Linked DNA regions of Homo sapiens: region 2 is linked to region 1. Evidence: chromatin loops called from intact Hi-C (ENCODE). Cell type or tissue: PC-3. All regions are shown on one strand. Each heading gives the region's core, and the rest is flanking DNA. Links, peaks and the distances in the headings are about the cores only.

The links. Hi-C counts contacts between places; a loop is a spot of excess contacts. Peaks named below come from ENCODE experiments on the same cell type or tissue, not always from the same donor. Only the 100,000 strongest peaks of a DNase experiment are listed, where the experiment ranks them.
Region 2: it touches region 1 in a loop (3-fold over the local background); 2 of 110 quality-filtered maps call a loop at or near these places.

What each region holds. Positions count from the first base shown.
Region 1 is chr4:53,451,972-53,460,315 of GRCh38, forward strand. It overlaps FIP1L1 (factor interacting with PAPOLA and CPSF1), which reads left to right. Exons shown (of 18, transcript NM_030917.4): 16 at 949-1,162; 17 at 6,682-6,819; 18 at 7,331-8,344. The coding sequence ends at 7,478. LNX1 (ligand of numb-protein X 1) reads right to left here. Exons shown (of 11, transcript NM_001126328.3): 11 at 7,330-8,344. Among named protein-coding and RNA genes, the nearest start is that of LNX1-AS1, 44 kb to the right of the region's middle. In PC-3, for the core only: no CTCF peak of the experiment used is centred there; DNase peaks (open chromatin) are centred at 3,970 and 7,760; H3K4me3 peaks cover 419 bases; H3K27ac peaks cover 2,139 bases.
Region 2 is chr4:53,310,492-53,318,835 of GRCh38, forward strand. SCFD2 (sec1 family domain containing 2) reads right to left here. Exons shown (of 9, transcript NM_152540.4): 3 at 3,145-3,272. Among named protein-coding and RNA genes, the nearest start is that of SCFD2, 51 kb to the right of the region's middle. In PC-3, for the core only: CTCF peaks have their summits at 3,192 (motif pointing right) and 3,394; no DNase peak of the experiment used is centred there.

The DNA.
Region 1 (8,344 bases), core at 158-8,157:
CTCCCAGGTTCATGCCATTCTCCTGCCTCAGCCTCCCGAGTAGCTGCGATTACAGGCACCTGCCACCGCACCCTGCTAATTTTTGTATTTTTAGTAGAGACAGGGTTTCACCATCTTGGCCAGGCTGGTCTTGAACTCCTGATCTCATGATCCACCCACCTCGGCCTCCCAAAGTGTTGGGATTACAGGCATGAGCCACTGCACCTGGCATGATAGACATTCTTTTGGTAAAGTCTGTTGGTTGTAAGTTTTGCTTATTTTTTTGTTGATGTTTACAAAGGCTGTTTGAATCTTGAAATAAAATATTGTTGAGTACACTTTTCTAGGTTGAAATTTTTTTCTCAACACTTTTTTTTTTTCTTTTTTTGAGATAGTCTCACTCTGTCGCCCAGGCTAGAGTGCAGTGACATGATCTCTGTTCACTGTAACCTCCGCCTCCCGGGTTCAAGTGATTCTCCTGCCTTAGCCTCCCAAATAGCCGGGATTACCGGCATGCACCACCATGCCCGGCAAATTTTTATATTTTTAATAGAGACGGGGTTTCACCATGTTGACCAGGCTGGTCTCAAACTCCTAGCCTCAAGTTATCTGCCCGCCTTGGCTTCCCAAAGCGTTGGGATTACAGGCGTAAGCCATCGCGCCTGGCCTCCTCTCAACACTTTGAAGATGTCCCAGTGTATTCTGGTTTCCATTTTTTATATTGGGAAGTTTGTGGTCAACCTAATTCTGATTCCTGTTCACCTTGTATAATGAAGGGTCTTTATATGTTAGGTTTTTAAGATTTGTTTCTGGATCTTCCCGATACTGTGGGTATTCATTCACCATGTGATATTTCTCTTTTCTATTTATAAAATGAATTTCTATTATAATCTCATGACACATTTTTGGTGGGCATTTTGTTTTTTTAAAGTACCATAACGTTTGTTTTTAATCGTGTTTTTTCTTTAGTTGCCTTTCCCCATCTTCCTGGTTCTGCTCCTTCGTGGCCTAGTCTTGTGGACACCAGCAAGCAGTGGGACTATTATGCCAGAAGAGAGAAAGACCGAGATAGAGAGAGAGACAGAGACAGAGAGCGAGACCGTGATCGGGACAGAGAAAGAGAACGCACCAGAGAGAGAGAGAGGGAGCGTGATCACAGTCCTACACCAAGTGTTTTCAACAGGTTTGTTGGGTGTGCAGGAGTTTATACTATGTATTTTATAAGCACTTACAAATTTATTTTCGTTATGAGGAAGTGAATTTCAGTTCACTTGGAAAAGAGATGCTCAGGGAGTACATAGGAAAGCCATCTTAAAATGATAAAGGATTAGAGGCTTCCCATTACCTTGAACAGTAGTCCTTAAATTTGTTTGTTTACTTATCTCTTAAAAGAATTTTCTACCCCTTCATTTATTTTTATCTTGCCATCTAAGTTTTTCATCTTAAGCTTAAATTAGTTGACCATATAGATATTTCCAGTGTATTATAAATATTAATATTTAAAAAGAAAATTATCACCACTTCTATTATTATTCTATTTTTAGAGACGGTCTTGCTTTGTCATCCAGGCTGGCTGGAGTTCAGTGGCATGATCATAGCTCACTGCACTCTTACATTGGAAGAAGATGCCATCTAAGACTTTCAGAGCTAGAGAAGAGAACTCAGTGCCTGGCTTCAGAGTTTGAAAGGACAGGCTGACTCTCTTGTTTCCCAATGCATTGTTCCCTAACGTAGGAAGTCCTGGGCTCAAGTGATCCTCCTGGCCTAGCCTCTCAAGTAGCTAAGACTACAGTCATGCATCACCATGCTTGGCTGATTTTTAAAATTTTTTGTAGAGTCAGGATCTTGCTGTGTTGCCCAGGCTCACTCTCTTAAAATATATCCAGTGGATTAAAAACACTATAGTGATTTTCCAAAATTATCCATTTTTTAAAGAAAATGTACAAATAGTCTCTCTTTAAGAATTGGAAATTTTACATTTCTTTTTGTATTCAAATTTTTACTTCTGTACCACTTCCCTCAAAGAATTTTGTTCTAATGTAAAAGTTTCATAATCTTAAAACTTTTTAAGTGGGTTTTCCTATTAGTCTTTCCTGCAACACACTTATGTGTTAAGTTTTAATGTTTAAGGAAATTTTTCTTGTATGTGTTTTAAAAAATTTTCATCCTGATTTTAGTTATTTATATTCTGTCAGTGCAAACCACATGTACAACAGTGGTCTCATAAGATTACAATACTGTTTTTACTGTATCTTTTGTTTAGATACACAAACACCATTGTGTTAAAATTTTCTACAGAATTCAGTGCAGTAATATGCTGTACAGATTTGAAGCCCAGGAGCAATAGGCTATAACATATCACCTAGTGTATAATAGGCTGTACCATCAAAGTTTGTGTAAGTACACTCTGTGGTGTTTGCACAACAATGAAATCACCTAATAATGCATTTCTCAGAACATATCCCTGTCATTAACTGACACTTGACTGTATACATATACCGCAAATTTTGAAAATAATGTAATGGAATTGCATCCTTTAATGAGAAGGAGGAGCTTTCCACCATCCCCAGTGAGTATTACTATTGTTAGGAAAAAACAGAGTTTGTTCAGAATGCTTAAAATATTCAGTAAACCATCCTGTAAACAGATGTGCTGCCATTCAGGCTTTGGTGTTCCATTGATAGAGCACAGGCAGAGTCGATTTACCATAATTCTAAGTCGATTTACCATAATTCTAAGGACTCCAGGATTTTCAGGGTGGTAAATGGGCACCAACTTCAACTTAAAAACACCAGCTACATTAAGGAACAATGCATTAGGAAACAAGAGAGTGAGCCTGTCCTTTGAAACTTTGAAGCCAGGCATTGCCTTCTCCTCTCTAGCTATGAAAGTCTTGATGGCATCTTCTTCCAGTATAAGGCTATTTGGTCTACATTAAAAATGTGTTGCTTAGTGGAGCTACCTTCATCAGTGATTTTAGCTAGATCTTCTGGATAGCTTGGTGTAGCTTCTACATCAGCAGTTACTGCTTCACCTTGTACTTTTATGTTATATAGATAGTGTCTTTCCTTAATCCTTACAAACCAACTAACCTCTGCTAGCTTCCATTTCTTCTGCAGCTCCCTCACCTATCTCTGTCTTCATAAAATTGAAAAGAATTGGGCTTTGCTCTGGATTAGGCTTTGGTTTAAGGGAATGTTGTGTGGCTGGTTTGTTCTTCTATCCAGACACTAAAACTTTCTCCATATCAGCAATAATGCTGTTTTCATTTTCTTAACCATTCATGTGTTCACTGGAGTAGCACTTTTAATTTTCTTCAATAGCTTTTTCTTTGGCTTGACAACTTGTCTGTTTGGCACATGAGGGCTAGACTTCAGCCTATCATTACTTTTGACATGCCTTCCTCTTCAAGCTTCCTCATTTTTTAAAAGCTTAATCATTTTTAGCTTTTGATTTAAAATGAGAGATGTGCAATTCTTCCTTTCACTTGAAGGCGTAGAGGCCATTGTAGGGTTATTAATTGGCCTCATTTCAACATTATTGTTTCTCAGGGAATAGGGAGACCCAAGGAGAGGAAAGAGATGACCTGAACAGTGGATCGGTCAAGAACATGTACATTTATTAAGTTTGTTGACTTACCTGGATGCGGCTTATGGTACCCCTAAACAGTTACACTAGTGCCTCAAACTAGATCCTGTTCAGAGATATTATAACAAATTACTGAGTTTATTTTGGTGCAAAAAAAATTGATATCGATGCATAATTTTTTCATAGTATGCATTTTCCGTGAACTTTTTGAAGACCTCTCATATTGTCAAGCTGTCTAGGACTGGTCGGTAGCTTAAAACTTTACCAAAAAAAAATGCACAAGAAGGAACTGATGAGGATTTACTCATCTTTTTTCCGTCCTTTGGCTCCTGCTAATATGACTTATACATTGTAGGCACTTAATAAAATTTTATTGACCAAGTAAGTAAACACTATGACACATGCGTGTGTGTGCATGAGTATATGATTTGTGTTTGCTTGGTGGGAAATGTGCTGTTGACTTTAGCCAATTGGAAATGTGCTGTTGACTTTAGCCAATTAAGTGCATGATTCTTCTAAGTTCAAGGGCATTACTTTCCAGAAAGTCAAATTGTTTCTAATGTGGAAATGAATATATGTGAGATAGCATTGCTGTCTCTAGAATGTACATGTTTATAAGTAAGGAACTTAATGCAAAACTTGATAGGAAATAAGAGTAAAATAAATTGCTTTGCCAAGCAGGACTCATAAATTTTCTTTGCATAAATAACACATTGTTTATAGAAGATTTGGCTAAATCCTCTAATTCTTCTGCTTCAAATACATGCACAGATATTACTGAGTTTTTATTGAAACTTAAAAAGTGTTAATGTTTAAACCACATTTGATATTCAGGTTGCTGAACTGTAGGGCATTAGGAGTCAATGTTTACCTAAATTTGACTAAAATGTTTAAGGCCACAGAGGCAAAAAGTGGAGGAATTTTGAGTTGTTCTGAATTATCCCAGGAAAAAATTACACTCTGGAAAATCCAAGTGAAGTATAAGTAAAGGTTTCTGAAGGCTGGTATTTTAGCAGTATGGCATGTAGTATATGTTGCTTTACAAATTACAGGGCCATTGTTTTGAAAATTACAGGCCAGTTTCAACTTCTGTTTTTTAGGGAGCTTAATTATGGGCCAGAAAGAAGGCTGGTCATTCTAGGATGTTTGAAATGAACTCTAATAATTTCCAGGTCCAGAGAAACCTTTGTGGTTCAGCCACTTATCAGAAAAGGGGATGGAAGGAGGAGGGTCTTTATATTTTGTGTGTAGGACCCAATCTTCTACCATCTGTTATAAGGTTCCCATCACAGGGCTGCTTTCAGAATCTAAAGGCTCCAGGTTCAACAAGAGCTGGTTTTAGGGTAAGAGGAAAAAGAGTTAACAAATGACACATTATGAGATAATTGACTTTAACTATTTTTATGTAAATCTAGTTGGAGTCATTGAAAAGCCTCATTTTTTGAGAGAAGTTAACTATATTTATTTCCTATGGTGCTAGTTTATTCTACTTGAAGACATGATACTAAAAAGTTCTGCTTCTGAAAAAATTAAGCATTAAATTCACCAAGGACTGTCATTTATTGAGTGCCTACTCTCATACCAAGCACTTTATAAATGTTGTCAGTTCTGTAAGAAGTCTTGAAAAAGACTGTTGGCAATTTTACAGGTGAGAAAACCGAGGTTTAGAGAGGTAATAGGTAATAGCCTCGGTCACTCATTTAGTAAGTGGCAAAATCAGGATGTGATCCTGTGTGTACTCCACTTGTACTCTTTCTGCTCCTCTCTACTGACTGGCATGGCATGTTACTTTTCAGGTGACATGCCTCCACACTCCAAATACAAAAGTACATATTTATGGGTAGAAAAAAATAGTGGAAATACATATACAAATATGTGCAAATGTGTATATTAATACATTTTCTGTTTTTTTAAATAAGATTCTAAAATTTTAATGTATCACAGATAATAACTTGGTCAGCAGTACAATTGGGCATTAAGCATAGCATTAATGAATCATTACTTTTGCTAGAACACAGGCTGACATGTCTTTTAAAACATGGCTTATAGTTGTCACCTGACTATGTTAAACCCTGAGATTCCTTACCATCTTGATGTTTCATACAAATTACTACTTTCATAATTCATATTAAACACTTCTAGAAATCAAAGCTCTTCAGCATATTCTTCTAAAAGATTATTTTATTCTAAGTGAATTTACTGATGTTAAGTTGTAGAAAGTGTTGACTTCTATGCTAAACATAAAAAAAGAAAAAGGAAGAAATAAGAGACTTGAAGGATAAAGAGAAAGATGGAAAGAGAATGTCAGTTAAAGGACATGAAAGGAAAAGAAGTCTAGGGAGGTAAAGAAAGACCACCCTCTAACTCTAGCCATTAGTCTCAGTTTCACCAGTCTGTGTAATTCAATCCAAAATCAGAAAATGGAGATGCAGCTTCTATTTATGCAGTTGAAATTATTAGCCATGTAGCCCCCCTGCCCACACAGATGTAATTAGGATGTCAGAATGCAGGTATGTCCAATCTGCATTTTGTATGGATGCTGTAGAAGTTGCTTTGATGTCTCTGTTCTTTATTTTTATACTTCTCTATTTGATGAATATTTAGTAATAAACCTAAAGTTTAAAAACTTATTTGCTTTCTGTTTTGTAGTAATTGTGAGTCGTGTATTTTTATAATGTTAAACGTATGTCCAAGACTTTCCAAGAATATTGATTAGAAATCTGAGATATACAAATACTATTTTAATTCTAAAAGGAGCAAAAATTTTAAAAGCTGATAACAATTTAAATCAGTTGCAGATCTCACTTTTTCAAGAAATGAAAAAACCAAAGCATTGTTATATTAAATCTTTTTAACAGCTATGAAAGCACAGAACAAAATTGGTCATTTAACATGTGTAATTATTATATATTTATATTCTTAGCTCTAGTGCTATTTTGAGAACAAGCATTATTTTCCTCTCAATTCAACGAATATTTCTTCCTCACTAATGTTATAAAAGATGCTAATGTGAGGATTTTGGATTTGGACTGCAGATCACATCTCTTTTACAGTTTGAATCCATTCAGAATTAATGGTCCAGTTGTCAAGAAAACATTTCTATTTCAATTTCAGCGATGAAGAACGATACAGATACAGGGAATATGCAGAAAGAGGTTATGAGCGTCACAGAGCAAGTCGAGAAAAAGAAGAACGACATAGAGAAAGACGACACAGGGAGAAAGAGGAAACCAGACATAAGTCTTCTCGAAGGTTTGCTCTTTAATAAAATAGTGAACCAATAGTATGTGAGAGATTTTGACTTACTACATTGTCGCATTGGAAGAGGGGAAATTTTGGCCTATGAACCAGTCTTGCTTGGTTTCATTAAAGAAAAATTCAGGGCCTTGTCTCAAATTTTTTTAAAAAAGCATTAAACAAAATACCTATTGTTTGCCAAAAATCAACCCTATACAGTATTTCCGGTTTTGAGTTAATGCCTGTTTCTAATTTGTTACTGTATATTATAATATGCATTTCAGAAGCTGTGTATAGGCACTGGGAATCTGAGATAATATCAGTGAAGATGGCCCTATAAAATAAATACAATCCCTGCATAAAAGTCACATAAAACTGATTATTCCTCACATTATATTTATGAGAAAATGCATTAGATTATTTTAAACCCAGTGTTATATTGAGAATTTCCTTAGAGTGATTGGATTTTTGTCACTGATTGTGTATTTAAACAGAACACACCTTTTTTTTTTTTTTTTTTTTCCAGTAATAGTAGACGTCGCCATGAAAGTGAAGAAGGAGATAGTCACAGGAGACACAAACACAAAAAATCTAAAAGAAGCAAAGAAGGAAAAGAAGCGGGCAGTGAGCCTGCCCCTGAACAGGAGAGCACCGAAGCTACACCTGCAGAATAGGCATGGTTTTGGCCTTTTGTGTATATTAGTACCAGAAGTAGATACTATAAATCTTGTTATTTTTCTGGATAATGTTTAAGAAATTTACCTTAAATCTTGTTCTGTTTGTTAGTATGAAAAGTTAACTTTTTTTCCAAAATAAAAGAGTGAATTTTTCATGTTAAGTTAAAAATCTTTGTCTTGTACTATTTCAAAAATAAAAAGACAGCAATGACTTTATATCCAAGAAAGGAATGTGAATGAGTCACTTAACAGGGAATCTAAAGAGCTGTGTTAGCTGTGTACATACACAGATTATCTGAGAAAAGGTCAAGGGTTCCACTTGGGCCACAGTTTTTTTGTTAATCAAACACCACTCTCTTAAGAGGCTGCATCACAAAAGGCAACAAAGGGCCCCTCTAAGGCTTGAGATTAAAACTAGTCTTTATCATTACTGCTGTGACACTCTTGCTTAGTATATTAAGAGACTCATACATTTTTGATATCACAACTTTTTGATGGCTTTTCAATATTCTAAATTTGGGTTCCTGGTGAAACCAAATGGGGTACACTTTCATATCCAAATTAATAAAACCTATAAGGCATCTGGGTGGCCTCTATGAAATAAATTAATTAATTACCCATAGTGTAGTTTCTAGGAGGCATGTGTACACACACTCTTCATTGTGGCACAAATTTAAATCGCCTCATGACCATGTCTGTGAGCCAGGGTCAAGCTGGTTTGGCCTTCTTGATGCATTTTCCAAGGCCCACTGGTGGAGCAGCATGAGTTTTTATACAGTTACTAACGATTGTGGAAAAAAAGAGCTTTAGCCATTTCTTACTAAAAACAAAACAAGTTTATAATTAATTCTCTGAGCGAGCAT
Region 2 (8,344 bases), core at 122-8,121, 140 kb before region 1:
TAGACTTAAACAAATGGATTTCTAATGGTCTATTTGTTTTGTTACTTTCAGAATACATTTTTCATTATGAAAGCCAGTGGGAAAAATACAACTGCATTTCAGTGTTTTCAAAGTCACTTTTCTGGAACATATCTATTTAGTTAACTGACAATTTAATAACAAGCTCTCAGAAGGATGACATGTTTATATGTGCAATAATAAAATGAATTTTTCTCTGTCTTTTAGCAATTAAACATTTTTCCTTTAAGTAGATGATGTTTATTTCTCTTGGTGCTCATAACGTTTTAACATGAATTTACCTTGTACTGAGAAATTTTATATTTAAGATATGAGGTTTCAATCATGGGATCCCTCCCCATAAATTTAAATACAAGGGAATCGTGAGTCTATAATTAAAATCTGTTTAACATCTCAAAAATACTAGAAGCCTTTATCACAGTCAGAAAAATTTATACTTCAGTAGAAACTATAGCAAGGATGGGAGAATTGTGCATAGTTTAAAATATATGTTATAGTTTTAAATGCTATATGATAAGCTATATGATAGACAGTTTTCAAAAATCAATGTTTTATTATGTTTACAAGTTCCAGTTCTCTTCCTTACTGTTCATAGTTATGAATCTGTTTATATATGAAAATGAGACCCAAGAAATTCCGGCTAGTGATATGAAGCAAAAATGGGCAGCCATACTGTGTTATCTGTTACTAAAGAGTAGTGGGCACATGGTTGGAGTATGCTTTGAATCAATCTTTTTGGTCCTTCTTACAACAGAAGTTTGCTAACAATCCTCTGTTTTTTTCCTTCTTTCTTCCTCCCACTCTCACCCCAGCCCCTATCTAGAGTTGTGGAATAAAGCAAACAATTCTATCTTAAAAAAAATTTTTTTTTTTGATTGACAGAAAACTCAAACATTTAAATGTGAATTGCTTATGGGATTACCTGTCCTTTTTAAAAATTTGTGGCTCTGCTTATTTTTCAAAGATACGGCCCTTTAGAAAAGTAGTTTGTTGCTCTTTTAAGAGTCCTGAATCGAGCAATAGAAACTGATTTATGCTCTGTGATAGTATCATAATGTTGTATCACTGAAACACAATATAAATTAACCTTAGCATGAAGACCCTTTGTGCATTCCTACTTTCCTTGATTCACAATTTTTTTTTTTTAAACGGTGTCTCACTCTGTTGCCAGGCTGGAGTGCAGTGGCGCAATCTCAGCTCACTGGAACCTCTGCCTTCTGGGTTCAAGCTATTCTCCTGCCTCAGCCTCCTGAGTAGGTGGGACTACAGGTGCGCGCCACCACACCCAGCTAATTTTTGTATTTTTAGTAGAGACAGGGTTTCACCATATTGGCCAGGAGGGTCTCAGTCTCTTGATCTCGTGATCCGCCTGCCTCGGCCTCCCAAAGTGCTAGGATTATAGTCGAGAGCCACTGCGTCCGGCCGATTCACAATATTAATTAGTTCTTGTTTCAACATACTTAAGAATAAGACACTCAATGAGGTAAATACACTTGTTACTAATGTGTACCTAGGGCTATGGAAAGGAAAGGAGAGAAGGGGATGGGAGATGGAGGGACAGAAGGAAGGAAGAAAGGAGGAAGAAAGGAAAGACAATTAATAGTCAAGTGCCAGGATATCTCAGTGCAGCAAATTTGAGACCCACTCTAAGGGTGAGGGACCAGGCTAGGGCATGTCTGTCTGCTAAATTGTTTTTAGTATGACAGTTCATTTATTAATTCAAAACTAGTAAAAGAGCTCTCACCCTTCAAAACCACTTCCGGCATTGGCTGTACAAATTAGGATGATTTTATAAATAAAGTGCATATTACGTGGCATCAAAATTCTTGGATTTGAATTCCAGTCCTACCACTTATCAGATATATGGCCTTGGGCAACTTATTTTTCTGTTTCAGTTTCCCTACCTGCAAAATGGGATACTAATAGTACCTGTTTCATAGAATTACTCTAAGAATGAAATAAGATAACACATATAAACAGTCCAAAGACCTAGCATACTGTAAGTTCTCAATAATGGTTAGTTATTTCACTTTTCTTATCATCATTATGTTCCTTGCAGCCCTCAAATATAGTTACCTAATACACTAAAAGTCATATTCTTTTCATGTTATAACCCTGTAACATTTTTCTTCCTAGATTCATCCATATTCTGCTACTTTCAAATTTTGTTCTATTTCAACTTAGTTTGATTTTTGCCCCCATGTGTAATCAAGAACTTGGCCTATGAATCTCAGCAAAGAAAAATTTTCCCATCCAATAAAATGTACTAATATTTACTGAATACCTAAGAACAGATTATAAGAGAGAAACCTTATTTTTAAAAGAGAAAAATAAAATTTTGCAAACTTCCAGAAACAAATTCTACCTATTAACCAGATTCAATATCCATATTTAAATATTTCTGTATCAATAAAATTATTTAATATTTTTTAAAACAAAAAAATTAAAAGCCAAATTTTTTTTCTAAAATCAACGCATTACTTCTGTGGTTCTCTGACTTTTTGATCAAAAGAAAAAAAGCCATTTAAAACTTAAATTCCATTGCAATCATATTCATCTAATACCAAAGACAAAGATGGATGTGAAAAAAAACAAGAAATAGAAAAATTAGGTATGTAATTCCTGGTGAAGAAGAAATAACGCTGATGTGACTTGACAATTAGGACTCTAAGGGTGAGGGACTAGGCCAGACCATGTCTGACTGCTCAATTCTTTTCTCAGTACCATTTCAGTCACTAATTCGAAAGTAATAAGAGAACTTTTACCCACCATAAGTGGGGTAATAGGGGAAGAATGGGGGAAAAAAGGGAGTAGGGTTGGAATAGAATTAAGGAGAGGTAGTCCAGACCAATTTTGACAGTTCTAAAATAGATCAATAAGAAACTAAAATAATTATTCTTTGTAAGCAAAAACTCTCCTAGAGAGTTCCCAAAGCTGAGTCTAAGAAAAGTGGTCATTGCTGAGCCCAAGGGCAGCGTGCACATATTCCTTCCCTATTCTTTCAACAGTATACAAAAGTCGTTACTACTTTGGCCTAGATTCCATGTTGGCTAGCTTGGCCCACAATTCAGAACAGGTTTAAATAAGCTTCCTCAGAGGCTGCCTGTGTCCTAGGTTTAGGCTTACCCATACTCATCTTGATTGGCAGGTTTTCTCTGCTTGCCGCTTCCACTAGATGTCTCCGAACTTCCATCACTGCCTCTTTGTGCTTAGTGTTCAGTAAAGCTTCCCATAGGGCTTTGGCTGTGGTGTCACTGCAGGAAAATCACAAAAAGAGCTTTAGAATAAATTTCTACTGGATACTGGAAAGGGTTGAAAGCAAAATACTTTTTAAAATATATTTTTGAGCATTAATGTAGTCTTTCCTACTGATAGACTCTAAGTATTAGGATTAAATAAAGAATGTCTAATTCACATAATTGGCAGAAAATATTGAGAAATTAAGGAAACAATAAAATCAAGTGAAAAAAAGGGAAGAAAAGCTGTACTGTGTGATGAGAAGTGTGGGAAAACTATGTGATAAATTTTTTCAAAGATTTTGCACTTAAATCTTTCAGAATTCAACTCAACATCACTAGAGTAATATAAATGTTATATAAGCCAAAATTAAATGCAAGTCTCAAAATGATTTATCAGTGATTATAAGCACTATATCAATTCGAGATTAAATACTTGTCCAAGAAACAAAGCAATCAGCAATGAGCATTTCATTCAAAAATTACTCAACAGACTTCCTAATTAGTAGGCTTCCTACTAAATGAAAATCAGGAATTATGCTAAGTAGCCATGGCCTGAAGTATCCCACTTTGGGCCTTAGGTTGGAAGGATGGTACTTACTAAAACCTTTACAATTAACCGTTGATAACAGCACGAAGCACTGCATTATATGCAAGGTCTCATCTGGGCTCACTTCTCCAATAGCCCTCTGTCTCACCCAACATGCTATGTCCAAATTATAAATGAGGGCAGTGTTCTTTCCGGAAGATCTCTGCCATGTAGCCAAGTATACACATTTGTAGTAACGTTTTAAAAACTGAATACAAAGAAACAAGGATGACTTCTGTCCCTTTCTAAAGACTTTTTCCTCCAATTAAAGCCCTACTCACTCTCCTACTATCCACTTAGTAATAGTTCAAAAATAAATACATTTTTAATTTAGTTTTAAAGTTACATCTATTAAGATTTTAATTTAGTTTTAAAGTTATACCTAATAAGACATATCTTCCAAATTTGAATTGGATATTGAATAATAGAATGATGTATTTTTACACTGAGTTTAATGCCTGACACATTATAATCTTTCATTGAATAGTTTTTATTATCATGTATCTTTCCATAATGAACTAATATTACTGCTCAACATACTCCACTTGTTTTAATCTGATCAAATCTGTCATCATTATAACTCTGCATCTAATATTCTTAAGTTTAATTTAAGTAAGCAGGTAAACTACATGCCAAGCCCTGTATTTGGTTGGGATACAGATTTTTAAAAAGCTTTGAATGGCATAGTTTAGAAGACAAGGCAGATACAAAAGCAAATAAATTACTAAAAAAGTGTGGTAATAAAAGCCATGGTCAATGCTTGCATAGGTGTTTATGCAAGCATAATCCTAGCTGGGAGGATAGGGACTGAAGGAATGATTTCTACTGGAAATGATGAGCAAGTACAAAGATACATAAGCTCTAAAAGCAGCCTGGGAAGAAGTTAAAACTCAATCTGGGAAGGAAAATGGCAAAAAAAAAAAAAAAAAGCCTTCAAGAAAGATATAAAATCTTGGTTACAAAACAAGAGAAAGAAGGACATTTCAGAATGCAAAAAATCCTAGGAACATGACCCTGAGGAGCACTGTTCTGTTGCATGCCAAGGTGCACGGGGAGGGGCAGTGGAAGGAGAGCATAAAAGAAGGTGCAGCCACACTCTGGGGGTTCTGCATTCCTTGCCAAGTCATGTCAACTTTGATATGTAGGTGACAGGAAGCCAAGGAGCATGTGATTGATTTCACACTTTGAGAAGAACAGCATAGCTCAGCAGTTATGAATACAGTCTTTATCATAATTCAAAAGGAGGTCTGTTTGCTATGAGGCTTTCAGAAAGTTACTTAATTTCTCTAAAGCTCTGCAGGCAATTGAAGAACCATGGAAGAATTCTGAGCATGGGAGTTACAATCCCAGTTTCCCAAACTTATGCTTCATAATTGTTCTCTAGTCTCAACAATATCTCTCCACAAAACACAGGGATTTCTCACATAAGTCTCAACGCAACCCAGAACTTTCAGAGTAGAATGTCACTACCCTCCTCTTTTCCATGAGAATATGTATCTGGCTAATTCATCTCTAAAATCACAGTAAGTTAGGTAACGTTGTGGTTGCCCCATCAGATTGGTGTAGTGGTTTATGGACTCCGCAGTCAGATAAATCTGGGTTCGAACTCCAACCATGCTCCTCCTCACCCACTCCAAATACATGGCCTCCTAGACCATTCTTCTCCCGTATTCCAAGCAGAGGAACACTCTTTCTACAAATCTCTCTCTCCCTCCAGGTATCTGCTAAAACATCACCTTATCAGAGAGGTCTCCCCTTACTGCCCTGCTTAAAAAAGTGACATTGCCTATCACAGCATCTTATGCTAGCACTCTGTTGTCTACTTACTGGGCTTTACTGTTCTACATAATTCTAATTACCAGCTGACTTATTATGTTTCCATGTTTATTTGTTGTCTGTCTCTCTCATAAAAGGTGGGGTCCTTCTATGAAGGCAGGGACTTTGTTTTACTCATTGCTAATTCTTCACTACCTAGAACAGTGCAGATCTCTGGTGGGTACACTCAGTAAATACTGAATAAATGATACTTGTTAATTGTGTAACTGTGCACATAATTAATGCTCTCTTTTTGGTATCTGTGGAGTTGGAAGTTATAATAGTGAATTCACAGGATTGTTGTAGGATTAAATAATATAATTCATTTAAAGCACTTTCCTGATTCACAATAAATGTAAGTTGTGTGGTGGTGGTTGTAGTTGTTACTAGTATTACTGTTGTTATAAGTGGTATTGTCTTATATTCATGGTCTTTAATTCACTATGTTCAGGAGTTTGTGATATATTGGATGAATTCACTTACTTAATTACACTGAGTATGCTTATTCATACAATCTTGATTAGTGCAGATGTACTAAAGTCACTTGAAGCTTGTACTATCTGGCTCTTGTCTATTAAAATATTTTAGAAGAAATACAAAGTTTCCATGATCTCTAACAGTGATACATACTCAGGTCATGTTTTCTTAAAAATTGTTTTGCTGATATAAACAATTCTGGGCCGGGCGCAGTGGCTCACACCTGTAATTCCAGCATTTTGGGAGGCCAAGGCAGGCAGATCACAAGGTCAGGAGTTTGAAACCAGCCTGACCAACATGGAGAAACCCCGCCCCTAATAAAATTCAGAAATTAACCGGGAGTGGTGGTGTGCGCCTATAATCCCAGCTACTCAGGAGGTTGAGGCAGGAGAATCGTTTGAACCCGGGAGGTAGAGGTTGCAGTGAGCCAAGATCATACCACTGCACTCCAGCCTAGGCAACAGAACGAGACTCCATGTCAAAAAAAAAAAAAAAAATTCTGAATGTCTAGATATGTGTGAGAGTTCCTAATGCCTGCTTCCTGTCCTAAACAGTTTTCTAAACACGTCATACTAACTTCACATTACACATGGTCATTTTAAGTTTATCAAGGGAACATTTACAAGTTAATTAAGGTTCTCTGAATAATTGGCACTGAAGAAGGTCAAAGTCATACTTACTGGTATTTTTTTTGTCTCCTGCACCCACTTCTTCACCAAGTCACTCTATTACTGCAATGTGGTAATTCACACACATACACCTATATCAGCATCTGAGTTGAGCATGGTAGTTAAGTCACTGCCTTTCTCTAATATGCTCATAAAAGTTGATCCAATAGGCAGTATTTCATACAATTGAATTTTCACATGAAATCAACTCCTGATATTAAACTTTATGTCAAGAAAAGTTAATTGAAATCCATACTATAATTGCAATAGCGGATTATACGTAAATCTTTATCATCTCCAACTGTGCAAAACTTTCTGTTTTCCTACTGGGGAAATAAGCAATACAGAGAGGACTATATGCAACGGCCAGTGTGGTAGATTATTACTAGGCAAGACTGCAGAGTGGCAGGGGCATAGGTTCTGGACCAAACAACACAAGGTGCCATTTTGCCACCTACTAGCTCTATGTCCCTAGGAGGGCTTCTTCTCTCTGTACATGTTTTCTCCTCTCCTAAATGGGGATGGTAATAGTACATATTCAGTAAGCTGTTATAAGAATCAAATGGGCTAATACATCTAAAGCACCTAGAACAAATCCTGACACACAAGTGCTACAGCAGTAGTAGTAGCAGCAGCAGTAGTAATAAAAGAAAAATCAAAGGGCAGAATTTTCTTGTAAGATATAGAAGGAAGCCTTTTGTAGAACTGCAGTGGTCTTCCCCCACTACTTGTGTACATATATGTACAATCACTGTCAGCGACTTCATTTTCTAATATGAAAAGGTCAACAATAGATAATGTAGAATTCATACACACTGAAAACTCCAATGCAAGCAATCTCCTTATATATGACAAGTTGATGTAAATAATTTTTATTTTTCAGGAATAAAATTGAGAACTTTACTATAGCTTACTTCAAAACAGACAGCTATAGAAAGTTAGTGTTTTTCTTACAAAGACTTTTAAGCAATGACTTTTGTTTCAGCTTATCTCTTCAATTTAATTATTGTAAAATTCTGCAGGACCTTTTAAAACTACAGTTATTACTTTTACAAGGAGTTCAGATTCTATATTCTATTTCCAGACTGACTTATTAAATGGTTGTACAACTCTTGGGTCAGAAGCAAACATTAGAGGTTTGCTAATATAAAGATATTAATCATCTTTATATCTTCAGCAGGACTCTACCTAACCCAATACAGACAGATGAAAAATCTATTTTTAGTTTTTAAAAGCACCTAAAGAAAAATTTATAATATTCCTGAGAAAAACACTACAGCTTCAAACAAATCAAAACTCTGATTGGACTCTATTTAAACCTAAACCCTTTGTGCTCTACTATAAATCTCATTCATCTAGCTTAATCTTTTATCTTAAGTTCAGGAACAGCTGGTCAACATCTTTTTGATAATCAGGCCCACCCTAAAAGAGTTGTTTTTTTTTTTCCCCTGATGGCCAAATTAAGGAAAATTTTTGAAAGGTGAATAAAATACAATGTTAAATATAGTTTCAAATACCATCACTCCATTCTATTTCAAAAG